Regions from separate parts of the Homo sapiens genome. Here region 2 is linked to region 1. Evidence: chromatin contacts called from ENCODE Hi-C data. All regions are on one chromosome and are shown on one strand. Each heading gives the region's core, a stretch centred on a gene start or an enhancer-like site at or near the end of the contact. The rest is flanking DNA. Distances are from core to core; before and after follow the strand shown. Region 1 holds the start of SIAH1 (siah E3 ubiquitin protein ligase 1). Region 2 overlaps LONP2 (lon peptidase 2, peroxisomal).

The links. Hi-C counts contacts between places; a loop is a spot of excess contacts on that map. Pooled maps may share reads with other maps.
Region 2: a loop to region 1 is called in a map of dorsolateral prefrontal cortex, with 2.6 times the contacts of the local background. The contact joins the enhancer-like site here to the promoter of SIAH1 in region 1. A Hi-C loop is called at or near these places in 2 of 168 maps with a recorded cell type or tissue (both dorsolateral prefrontal cortex) and 4 of 50 pooled maps.

Annotation. Positions count from the first base shown.
Region 1 is chr16:48,383,968-48,390,484 of GRCh38, forward strand. It overlaps SIAH1 (siah E3 ubiquitin protein ligase 1), which reads right to left and starts at 1,446. Exons shown (of 2, transcript NM_003031.4): 1 at 1,237-1,446. RefSeq lists silencers at 525-794, 885-954, 1,055-1,874.
Region 2 is chr16:48,273,095-48,278,797 of GRCh38, forward strand. It overlaps LONP2 (lon peptidase 2, peroxisomal), which reads left to right. Exons shown (of 15, transcript NM_031490.5): 8 at 4,244-4,385. Among named protein-coding and RNA genes, the nearest start is that of ABCC11, 28 kb to the left of the region's middle. Within about 2 kb of position 4,259, at least 6 of the 41 ENCODE cell types and tissues checked have a DNase peak (open chromatin) inside an H3K27ac peak, as active enhancers do; they include dorsolateral prefrontal cortex, where a contact is called at or near this core.

The DNA.
Region 1 (6,517 bases), core at 196-2,695:
ATCTCATCAATTCTCAACAGGGCTTGAGGTAGATACTGTCGTTACACCCATTTTGCAGATAAGGAAAGCGAAGCACAGAGAAGTATCTGCCCAAGGTCACAAACCAGTGGAGCAGGATTTGACCCAAAGCAGACAGTCGGACTTCACAGCCCGTGCTCTCAACATCCAACTGCTGAAGAGTTAACAATTTACCCTTGACAGCCGCTATAAGCAAAGGTAAATGCTCAACTGCTAGGAAGGGACAGTCAGAACACCGTCCCATATCCAGTATCCATGTCTCTCTGTTTGTTTATGGCCTCTATGACTTTGGCAAAAGAAGTACACACAATCTGATTTTCCGAACACCCAAGCTGGACTTTTCTGAATGTCCGAGCAAACAAATTATGTATCTTTCCAGGAACGGGCAGACAGCGAAAACGAACCTACGCATCGGAGTGGCCCAGGTTATTCACTTTAAGTTATAAATTTGGGAGAGTTAAGAAAGGACCCCAAACTACCCGGCAAATGAACCCTAGGAAATGCCAGGTTTATAATAAGCTAGAGCTTCCCCGGCACGCCGTTCACGCGCTCTCCTCTCTAACGACATAAACAAGGGAGGAGGCTGCATTCTTCCCACTGCACAATGAAGCCTCCGGCCGAAGCGGCAGGAAGAGCGCAGCCCCGTCCCGGACGGCTCCAGCCGGGGGTCGGGGGCAGAGAGCGGAGGCCGAGGCCCGCCGAGCGGCGCGGTGCGGCCCGGGCCTCCGGGCGCCGCGGGGAGGAGGGGGAGGGAGGGCAGGGCCCCGGCAGCTGCCCGCACTCAGCTGACCTCCGCCATGTTGGCCGCACACCCCGGGACCCTCCACAACAAAGGCCGGCACGAGGGCGCGGGGCGCGCCGGGCGCCACCCCCGGCCGGGCCCGCCTCCCGGGCGCGCGGGGGCCGGGCCGCCGCCGAGGCCCTTCCCCCGCCCTCGGCCCGGCCGCGCGGGGCCGACCCCCGCCGCCACCCCGCCGGGCCCGGGGCTCCAGGGGCGGGGGCGAGCCGGCTTGCGAAGGCTGAAGGCAGGGGAGGGGCGGGGGGCGGCGCTCGACCGGGCGGCCCGACTCCGGCCGAGACAAAGGCGCCGCCGCGCCGACTACTGCCCGCGCCCCGGCCGGGCCGCCCTTCCCGCCCTCCGCCATTACCGGGCCTGGGCGCCCGCCTGTCGGAGAGCCCCTCGCCGCCGGCTCCTCCCTCAGGCCGGGCCCCACTTACCTGTGGGCGGAGAGCGCGCCTCGGACCCCGGTCCTGGCACCAACGCGCTCCGTCGCCAACCCCCGCCACCGCGGGCAGCGCCACCGCCTCTTCCCGGCGCCGAGACCGACGGGACACCCTGGGCCGCCGCCGCCTCTCGAGAGCGCGCCCCGCAACGGCCGCCCCGGCTCCCCCCTGGCCGCCGCCGCCGCCGCCGTTTCGCGCGTCCTCGAGCCCGCCGCGCGCCCCCGCTAAATACCACACACTGCGGCGGCGGCCATGAGGAGGCGCGGCCCCGCGCGCTGGGAGCCTGGGGGGGCGGGGCTTTCGCGGGCGCGCAGGCGCACAGGCGTTGGCGCGGCCGGCGGCGGCCTCCGCGGGCGTAGCTGTGCGGGTCTCCAAAGGCGGCAGTAGGTGCGGGGGCTACTCGGCTACCGTTGCTGCGCCCGTGCACCGCGCATTCAACGGATCCTGGCACGTGGCGCTCTGGCCCGCGAGAAGCTAGCGCTTGCCCGTCGGCTCAGGGCAGCTCCTCCCGCGGCGCTTTGTTCCGGGGCCGCGTGACCCCCCCGGCTCCGGCCGGAGGGGTCGCCCAGCGGGATGCGAGCCCCAGGCTGGCCGCCGCCGCGGCCTTGTGCCCTCCCCCTTGTTTTGTCTGCTGATTTAGCCCAGCGCCTCCACGGATCCTTCCCAACTCCACTCAGTCCCAAAGAAAAAGCGGCTGCCCTGCCCGCCGACCGGGACCCCACCCCTAAAGAGAGTCCCAGCCTCTCCCGAGGTTGAGCCGCTCCTCAGCAACAGCGGGACGAGCTTCAAAAGCTTGTTTCAGCTGAAAAGTGGGTAATGGGGAAGCACGCGTTTTCCTGTGTCCATGCTCATCTGGAAAGTCCCTAATTAGGGACTCTGCATTCCACTTCTTGAAATAATAAAAGGAAAACATCACTTGCAATTCTTTGATGGGTGCTATGAGCAGAAGCAAGCATCTGAGACATTTACAAGCCCTAACTGGAATTCCATGTAAGATCTATTAAAATGGTATTCCGTCCGGACGCGGTGGCTCACGCCTGTAATCCCAGCACTTAGGGAGGCCGAGGCCGATGGATTACCTGAGGTCAGGAGTTCGAGAGTAGCCTGGCCAACATGGTGAAACCCTATCTCTACTAAAAATACAAAAATTAGCCGGGCGTGGTGGTGCACGCCTGTAGTCCCAGCTACTCGGAGGCTGAGGCAGGAGAATCGCTTGAACCCGGGAGGCAGAGGTTGCAGTGAGGCAGAGATCAGGCCATTGCACTCCAGCCTGGACAACAGAGCGAGACTCTGTCTCAAAAAAATAAAAATAAAAATAGAAAAATCCCATACCGGGCACGTATGTACAAATTCCCAGTGTATGATAAAGTTTATATGTGCAAAACACTAGTTTACAGTATTCCTAATTACATGATTTAAACTGCAATTTTACTTTCACATTTTTGGGGAGAAGTTATAGCTCCTCAGTACACGGGAAGGTCAATAGAGTTCGGTTCACTTCAGTTTAGAGGTAAATTTTCCATTTTTACAGACTATGTGCTTGGCATAGCCATGTGGCCTTGACCTGGTCGTGAAGGGCAGAGGAGTTCTGTCCTGGGCGAGGAGCAGCTCTGGGGTGAGATGTGTTTCTCGCCCCCAGAACCCCTGGGCCGCTCTGCAAGCAGTGAAATGGATACGGACTAAGAGAGAACTTGCCAACGTGGCGATTAAAGTTCTAAACACCCGGCTTTGCCAAAGTCAGATTTTGTCCTCCTTATCCCGCATCCCTTCCTCTACCCAACAGCATTTGTCCATCTGAAAATAACAGTCTGTCTCTGGCCCACTGCTGACAGTCGAGGACTTACCTTATAAACTAGTGGATTCTCTTAAACTGCAGGGGTGCCCAGGACACAGTGTCCCCTGAGGATGCCGCACACCAGTCTTGAAGTGCTGGATCGTTGACGTCAGGCACCCAGAAGCAACTTCTGCCTCTGGAATTCTCAAACGTGCTTTTCTTGGCTTAGTTTGTGCCTGCTCTCCTCTAGAAGAGTCCAAGTTACTTCTTACTTTCCCCACTTCCCTTTTATACAAAACAAATTTAATCGGGTTAATTCCATCTCTGAGAATTCCTACCTAGATTTGGGCGGGGCTCAATCTGATTTGGTTAATTCTGGGTGGTAGCTATGGGTGGGACATAAACATCACCATTATAAATTTAATTTACTCCCCCTCTCAAAAAAATGTACCTTCCATTTGAAAGAAAATAGCTCCACTGTGGGGGTAACTAAGCACCTTTTCTGAACAGGGAGTTGACTCTGCTTCCTTGACAGTTTATCCATAGAAAAGCATTTTGTAAACTGTAAAGCCTATCCAAATAATCCTCCAATTGATGGGATTTCAGTAACGGTGACAAATATTTTCAGGCCACATCTGGATAGGGAGCCTTCCTGGTCCCCTCAAATCACATCAAATGGTAATTCCATCTATTGCAATGGAACATAACGCTCTGGTCCTGCATCTGGCCCGTAGTTAAGGTACCAGTGATGTAAATTACTTTCCTCTTATGAATAAAACAGGCACTGGCCAGGCACGGTGGCTCACACCTGTAATCCCAGCACTTTGGGAGGCCAAGGCAAGAGGATCGCTTGAGGCCCAGAAGTTCCAGACCAACCTAAGAACATAGCAAGACCCCGTCCCTATAAAAAGTTTAAAAATTAGCCCGGCAGGGTGGTGTGCGCCTGTAATCTCATCTAATCAGGAGGCCAAAATGAGAGGATTGCTTGAACCTGGGAATTTGAGGCCATAGTGAGCTATGATTGTGCCCCTGCACTCCCATCTGGGTGACAGAGGGACACTCCATCTCTAAAAACATAAAAATAAATGAATAAATAAAACAGGCACTGATGAGAGTATCTTTATTTGGGGGTTTTGCTATGAATTTATATTAAATTGATATTTATTTATTTATTTATTTTGTAATCTCGGCTCACTGCAACCTCCATCTCCTGGGTTCAAGCGATTCTTGTGCCTCAGCCTCTCAGATAATGCTGTCAAAGTTGGCTAAACTAGTTAAGACTGAACAGATGATTTCCAAGTGTCTTCATGTCAATATAGTTATTTTACAATAGACCAGTTCACAAGACCAAACCCATCTATTGAATCACCGATGGGCTGTGTTTGTTTCCAGGCAATCACAGATGTCTCTTGCCCAGGAAACTATAGCTATCTCCTCTTACATTAAACCACTGATACCCATTTGTCATTCAGCTTAGGTGGATAGGTCTGGAAACATATTAGCATTCCCTTCCAAGCCTGGCTCTGCTGGTAGCGAAACAGAATCTTTTTCAGCCTGGAAACTGGAAGGCGGTTCCTCCCTCCCAAATAGACTCCTATAAGCTTTGCAAAGGAAAGCAGGTCCCCAACTTGTCAGACATGCCTACAGCAGAGCAGAAACAATGTTTTCTTTATCAGACACACCTGTTGCCAGTCACTGTCTGAGGTTGGTGAATGTGTTAAACAGTATCCCAAACAAATTTTCCTGGACATGGTGGAGAAGTTAGAGACACAACATGAGCATCCAAGAATGAAACAGGAAGTAGCTGAAGGAAGTTCCCAAAAGCCCAAGTGGTTGGGAAATGAGTTCGCCCATAACTGTAGTTTTCCTTCAATATAATCAAGTTTCTTTAGGAAAAAGGTTACATGCTAGGCATCACATTTTTCAAGAAGTTAGAGCCGGGCACGGTGGCTCACGCCTGTAATCCCAGCACTTTAGGAGGCCAATGCCTGCAGATCACCTGAGGTCAGGATTTGGAGACCAGCCTGGCCAACATGGTGAAACTTCGTCTCTACTAAAACTACAAAAATTAGCCAGGTGTGGTGGTGGATGCCTGTAATCTCAGCTACTCGGGAGGCTGAGGCAGGACAATCACTTGAACCCAGGAGGTGGAGGTTGCAGTGAGCAGAGATCACACCACTGCACTCCAGCCTGGGCAACAGAGCAAGATCCTTGTATCAAAAAAAAAAATTAGAAAATCATTGAGGTTTTTATGTAGCTGGTGGAAGTAGGTGATACTGACAATTAGTTTAAGTAATTGTTGTTCTTGAGTTCATTGGAATGCAGTGATAACTGTCCAGTGCATTAGGTACAACCCCTGCCTCATGCCCAACCCACAGATGCTCATTTCCATGGATCCAAATCTTTTCTTTACACTTGTCAGAATTTAGCCTTTTTCTTTTTTCTTTTTTTTTTTTTTTTCCAAGACGGAGTCTTACTCTGTCACCCAGGTTGGAGTGCACTGGTGAGATCTTGGTCACTGCAACCTCTGCCTCCCAGGCTCAAGCAATCCTCCCACCTCAGCCTCCTGAGTAGCTGGAAACACAGGTGCGTGCCACTGTGCCCAGCTAATTTTTTTGTATTTTTGGTGGAGACAGGGTTTCACCATGTTGCCCAGGCTGGTCTCAAACTCCTGAGCTCAAGCCATCTGCCCATCTCGGCCTCCCCAAGTGCTGGGATTATAGGCGTGAACTACCATGCGCGGCCTTAGCCTTTTTAAAAAATTTAAGTATTTGTTGAACTGCTATGACATGGCAATAAGTAGAATAAATCCCTGGAGGGCAGGGTGCATGTCTGTATTTCCATCTATGCCTAGCACAGTGGCTGACACATAAAGGGCCCTCAACATTTTTGTTGAGCAAATGAAGAAATATTAAACAAGGACCATGCCCTTAACTATCACGGTCTATGGAATCTGTTTCCAGTTTCTCTTTTACATCCTTTCATTCATTGTTAGTAGATATTTGACTTTCTTTCCAAATTATCTTGGAGAAACTAGCATTTAGAAACATTTAGCATTCAAGAAATGCTTAACACACGCACAAGTTCATGGGTTACTTAATTTTTTTTTTTTTTGAGACGGAGTCTCGCTCTGTCACCTAGGCTGGAGTGCAGTGGCGTGATCTCGGCTCACTGCAAGCTCCGCCTCCCGGGTTCACGCCATTCTCCTGCCTCAGTCTCCCGAGGAGCTGGGACTACAGGCGCCCGCCACCACGCCTGGCTAATTTTTTGTATTTTTAGTAGAGATGGGGTTTCACTGTGTTAGCCAGGATGGTCTCGATCTCTTGACCTCGTGATCTGCCCGCCTCTGCCTCCCAAAGTGCTGGGATTACAGGTGTGAACCACCGTGCCAGGCGGGTTACTTAATTTAATACTAACAAATATATGAAGTGAGCACTGCTTTCCCATTTTACAGATGAGGAAATGGAAACTCAGAAAGGATAAAGAACTTTCCCATGGCAT
Region 2 (5,703 bases), core at 3,009-5,508, 110 kb before region 1:
AAGTTTTGTTTTTCCTCAGCCTTTGAGTAGGCACCACTGTTCCGCAGCCTTAGAATAGCCAAGGAAAAAGAAAGCCAGGGAAAAAGAAAGCTGCTTTGTTATTGTCCTTGCTTATCCTCTCGATTTTGCCACTCACTCTCCCTGTTTTCCCATGTGTGGAACACTTTCCTTTTGCTAAAAGTACCTGCGTATGAGAAGAAGGATGCCGATAAGTTGGGGATTGATTTTAAAAACAAGCAAAGATATGTTTTTTATGGTTAAATGATAATGAGGTGGGAGATGGGGAAGCAAAAGAGAGGCTTGCCTTAATATTTAATCTTAAACTTGGAAAATAATAGTGATCTGACTAAACATTGCCTCATTTTTGTCTGTATTGTTTTGAGTAGCTTAAAGGAAGAATAATGTTTATGCTACGTATTAACTCATTCAGTTTTTCAGTCTTTTCGATATTTCTCATTTGGATTTATCTCCATTGTGATTTTTCTGTCCACTTTGTAAGCCACAAAATACTCATTCCCTTCTATCAGTTTTAACAACTTAAATTTTTATATTTAAGTATTACATTTAAATAATTTAAGTCAATTCACACAAATATAAGGTAACTAACTTCTTTTAAGATGAAGTTTTATGAAATAATGTTTGCATAATTGTTTTTCATTTGTTCTTTGGTAAAAAGAAATAATATATTATTGTTATGATATATCTTAAATCACTGTGGATATTAACTCCTAGAAATACTTTACCAGCTGTTTACTTAGATAATAAAATTATATTATTGCAAGAAATCCTTGTCTCAACTTTCAAACAAGATGAGAAGAAAAATGAACTTGTGATTTCCACATTGATACATTTTCATATGCAACCTGAAATGGTAAAGTTATAAATAAACTATTTCATTATTAGTTTCTACAAGGGAAAAATAACTGAAGCAGCAAGCTTCTAATGTATTTTTTTAGCATAGTGTACCAGATATATTATGGTTTGCCCACTATCCTTTCAACTTACATTTGCATGTAGCTCTTCTTTGCCTCTCCAAAACTTAGGTTTATTTTAAGGCCTCAACCCAAGGCTTCCTCCATTAATGTAAGTGCAGTCAGTTATGATTTCACTCTTCTCTAAACTGACCACCTATTGTGCTCCTTTATCGAATACGGGCCTCTGGCATTTCTACCATACAACTGTGGAGATGAAACATAAATACGTTTATAAAAAGTACAAGCTTTCTCAGGCAGGGGATTTATCGTCTATCTCCTTTATGTACCCCATGATGCTTATTTAACATGGTGCTAAATGTGGTGAGCGCTCTCTGGGTGTTTTGTGAATTCATGTAAGATTAAAACATAATATTTTGGAAGTTATGCAACCCTTTAGACGAGTACACCCATACAAATTAGTCTATAAAAAGATTTAGGAATGACTACCAGAAGAATAATTGCATTTGTTTAGACATGCTATTATACATTAAAATCCCAGTTTCTTAAAGACTGTTTTTCTTTTTGAGATCATTAGGATCTTTTTTAAACTGATTCCTTTTTCCAGTTTGAGATACACACACACACCCACACACCCACCCACACCCACACCCACACATCCACACACCCTTGGTAGAAAATGTGAAAAATAAGGGGAAAAAATCCTCATGTTTTTCTACCGTACAAAGATAATCACTGTTAACATTTGTTTTGTTCTGCCAGACTTATCATTGGATTTTAAGTAACAGAATTGTAATCCTGTCATTTTCACTTAACATTGTAACACTTAAACTCTTTTCTATTCCAAATTCTTTGTAAATTTTATTTTAACAGTTTGCATTATAGCCTGCGGGAGCCGAGCCCTTTAATTGAATAGGTAGGAAGAGTGGATGGTGAAATGCCTATATTTTTCTCTCTTGTCTGCTATAAAAGACATTTGCAAAAGTTGCTTCCATGAGGCAGAAATTGAAATGGGACTCAAATTCAGGTGTACTGAATTCTGCTCTTGTGCTTTTTCCAGGAAACCAGAAGTAAACTTTAAGTAGCTGTTGCTAATAATGATGAGCATCACTGGAAAGCTCACTGTGTGCCAGGGACCGTGCTGTGTGCTTTGCCTGTGTTCTCTCATGATCCTTATATTAATATAACCCACCAGGTTGACACTATTTTCCCCATCTTATAGGTGAGGAAACTGAGGCTTAGGTCAAGTAATTTGCCCAAAATAGTATTCAGAGGCTTGTACTGTGTTACCTTTAGAGTGCTGATGGAAAGATGCTTTGAGTGCTGGCACGGTGGATCTGGTGGGGAACAATCTTACAGCTCTATATCTAGCCTCTACTCTGTGGTAAGACCCCGTCTCTGTCATAAAAGTGCTCACTGGCTCTATAGAGGAGGTTATTATACCCATGAATAAAAACTAGGTTGTAAGTAACCATCAGATGAGTTATGGGGCCAGTAAGTGCTGTAGACATTGCATTATTAGAGCGATCCCTTTGTGAGAGGTAGTCAGAAAAAGTTTCTTAGAATTGTTGGGATTTACGTAGCAGGAAGAGGAGTATTAAGGGCAGGAAGGCACCATATTTTTAAGAAAGGTAAAAATTTTTAAGGGGCGTAATAGTATCTTGATTGTGGTTGAAGCAAGAAAGTAATGGCAGCAAGTTGGGAAGATGAATGGGAGCTGGATTGTGAAAAGCCTCGAACTCCAGACAAAGGAATTTGAACCTTATTCTGTAGGCTCTGGGAAGCAATGGAAAGTGTAAGAGGAATTGCTTATATACAGTGTGAGTAGAATCTAGGATTCCAATTTTTTTAGAAAGGGTGCCTACCTAGAATATTATTTTCTCTCTGTGACTTCAGGTGTAGAATTGTCAGTACTTGTTTTTGAAGTTTACTCATCAAAAAAGGAAAGGCAAATAAATAACTGCAGCAAAAAATGACCCATTAGAGCCTTTGAGATTCTTTAAAAAAATTCCCTTCCCTACCACTCTTAAAAATCAGAGTAATGGCAAATCTGTAAGTTCTCTAGAAAAATAATTGGAAAGAATTTATAAATTCTGAGTCTCGTCTTTCCTGTATCTGATTCTGAAATCTTGAATGTGCTAATTCCTTATATTAACAGGACAATGTTTATTGCCTTTGCTTCCCTGTGCCTTAGTCACCTTTCCCGGATGAAAGGCATTCCCATGATATTTTTAAGGCTTGCTTGCCTTTTCAAAGTTCACTCTGTTTATTCTGTCCTACTTTATACCAGTCATGTGGCAGAAATCAGGCCTGCTCTGTGAATCGGCTTTGTGCAGATCATGAGGTAACTGTGGCTGTTCCACTTGTCATTGATCATTTTCTTCTCGGCAGTCAGGCTTTTATGCCTTTTCAGAGACAGCATTTGCTTTGCACAACATAGACAGCAGGGTTATAATTAAAATTAGTAAATTGCTGCTTTAAGTTTTGCTGGCTTTGTAAAAAAGACACCTTTTTTGGTTTGATAAACTTATGTGTTTTTATTTCATGCCACACTCTACATCTGTCATAATTATGTGGGTGATTCTTGTCCAAATACAATAAAGCAGGCTCTCACATTTTAACGTTCAACAAAATACCTGGCTGGCTGAACGTGGTTATTGCCAATTAGTGCATATGGGATGAATACAGTTTTGTTCAAAAGGACAGAATAATGGAATTCTGATATAAATACTGTTGACCCCAGATCCTTATACTATAATTAATAGATTATTTCCTCTGAAAATAAAAGAGATTGGAGTTTTTCTTTTTTGTTGTTGTTTTTGGTCTGCATTCTGAGTGGCTGTTTGAACTGATTTTAATTTCCTTCATGAAGATGATGATGTTTTAGCTGGCCCAGGGGCAGCCATTTCAGTGTGCATAAAGGTGGTTGCGTTGGGTAGGGGGATGCTCAGAAAAATCATGGAAAGCATGGGAATTCATAGGGTACTTTGGACATTTTGGAATCTTGAAGAGTAAGAACCGTAACTGGTGACTTAAGTGTCGTGTTTCTTCATTTCACCAAATGGCAAAATGTGATACAGTTCTTCCAATATCATGGGCAACTTGTAGCCAGAATTAAGTAGAAGATAAGATTAGAATTGAATATAATAACTTTTGATTTATCATAGTGCCTTTTAAATACATAGTACCTCTTTGCTATATTATAGTGATAGCTAAATGATCTTTTCACATTCCTAAGTTTTGATTTCTGAATGGCGTCGCTCCTGCCTCCTGACATCTCACACTGTGAATGTGCTACTTGCTTTCTCTAGGCGCACCTATGTTGGCAGCATGCCTGGTCGCATCATCAACGGCTTGAAGACTGTGGGAGTGAACAACCCAGTGTTCCTATTAGATGAGGTTGACAAACTGGGAAAAAGTCTACAGGGTGATCCAGCAGCAGCTCTGCTTGAGGTAAGATTTGGAAAATTCCCTGTCTGTCTTCATACTGGAAGAGTATGGAGGAGGGTTGATAATCATATTCAAGTGATATACACAGTGGTGTAGCTTTAGTTATGGGAAAAACAGTTTGATACCGGCTGAGGTCTGAGCAATTTGGCACTTAAATTAAAATGTTTTTGAGATTTCTTTCACTAAGTCCCCTTTTTTTTTATTTTCCTTTTGTATTTTAATCAGATAGTTTAACAAAGTTTTGTGCACACTTATTATCTAGAGGCCAACAATTCTACACAGTTATGGCAAAAAAAACAGCAAGCAAGTCTCCTTCTCCCTGGGGTCCCCCATGCCTTCTTCTGCACTTTGACCTCTTCAGCTTTTAGTTGATTAACCCTATTTTCAAAATAGCATGGCTATCTTGCACTTCCTGATTTTTTTTTTTTTTAGTTTTTGTCATTTTCTATAGATGCCCCCCAACAGGAGGTGAAGATTTTACCTTTTTTCTTCCGTTGTCCCCACTGTATCATTTTTATACCTTAGATCTCGCAATAAGAATTTTTTTCTTGTTTTTTTGTTGTTTTTTTCTTGTGAATACTAATACATCCATATTAGTATTTACATTATTATGATTATGTAAATGCTTTTCACAGCAGGAGCCACATGGTAAACTGTGATCACTTTTCCTGTTCCTATTTTTGTTTTTCTCTACTTTTTAAGAATATTTTCAGAGTTAGCTGTCTTGTTTCTTTTGTTTACTTTTTCACCAATCGTCTAATTCTGTCAAGACCTTCAGACACTTTAGGTGTTCTATCCATTTTATCTTCTTAAGCGTCCGGTCTGAACTGGTTGTTTTTGACATCCGGTTTTATGGCTTCCTTCCTAGGTTCTCCCTTCACCTCTCACCATGTTGGATTTCCTGTCTCCTGTATTCCATTTCTTGCTCTTTCTTGGTCCATTCCCTCATTTTTGTGGTGTTAACTCCCTGATAGTTTCCTGAGAAAGCTTGCATGAGTGGTAAATGTTTTAGACTTTGCATATCTGAAAATGTCTTTATGTTTCCCTCATACTTGATTAGTAATTTGAGTAAAGAATTCTGGTTGGAAATAATTTTTCTATAGAATTGTACTTTGCCTCCATTTTACTTCACTTTCCCATTTCCAGTGTTGCTGTTGGTAAAACTGATTCCATTCAGTTCCTATCCTTGCAGACCTGCTTTACCCTGAAAACTTTCAGGTTCTTCCCTTTATCCTGGGATTCTGAAATTTCCTAATAATCTGCCTTGGCATGGGTTTCTTTTCATGCATTTTTGCTCATTCTTTCTTTGAATTCTTCCTGT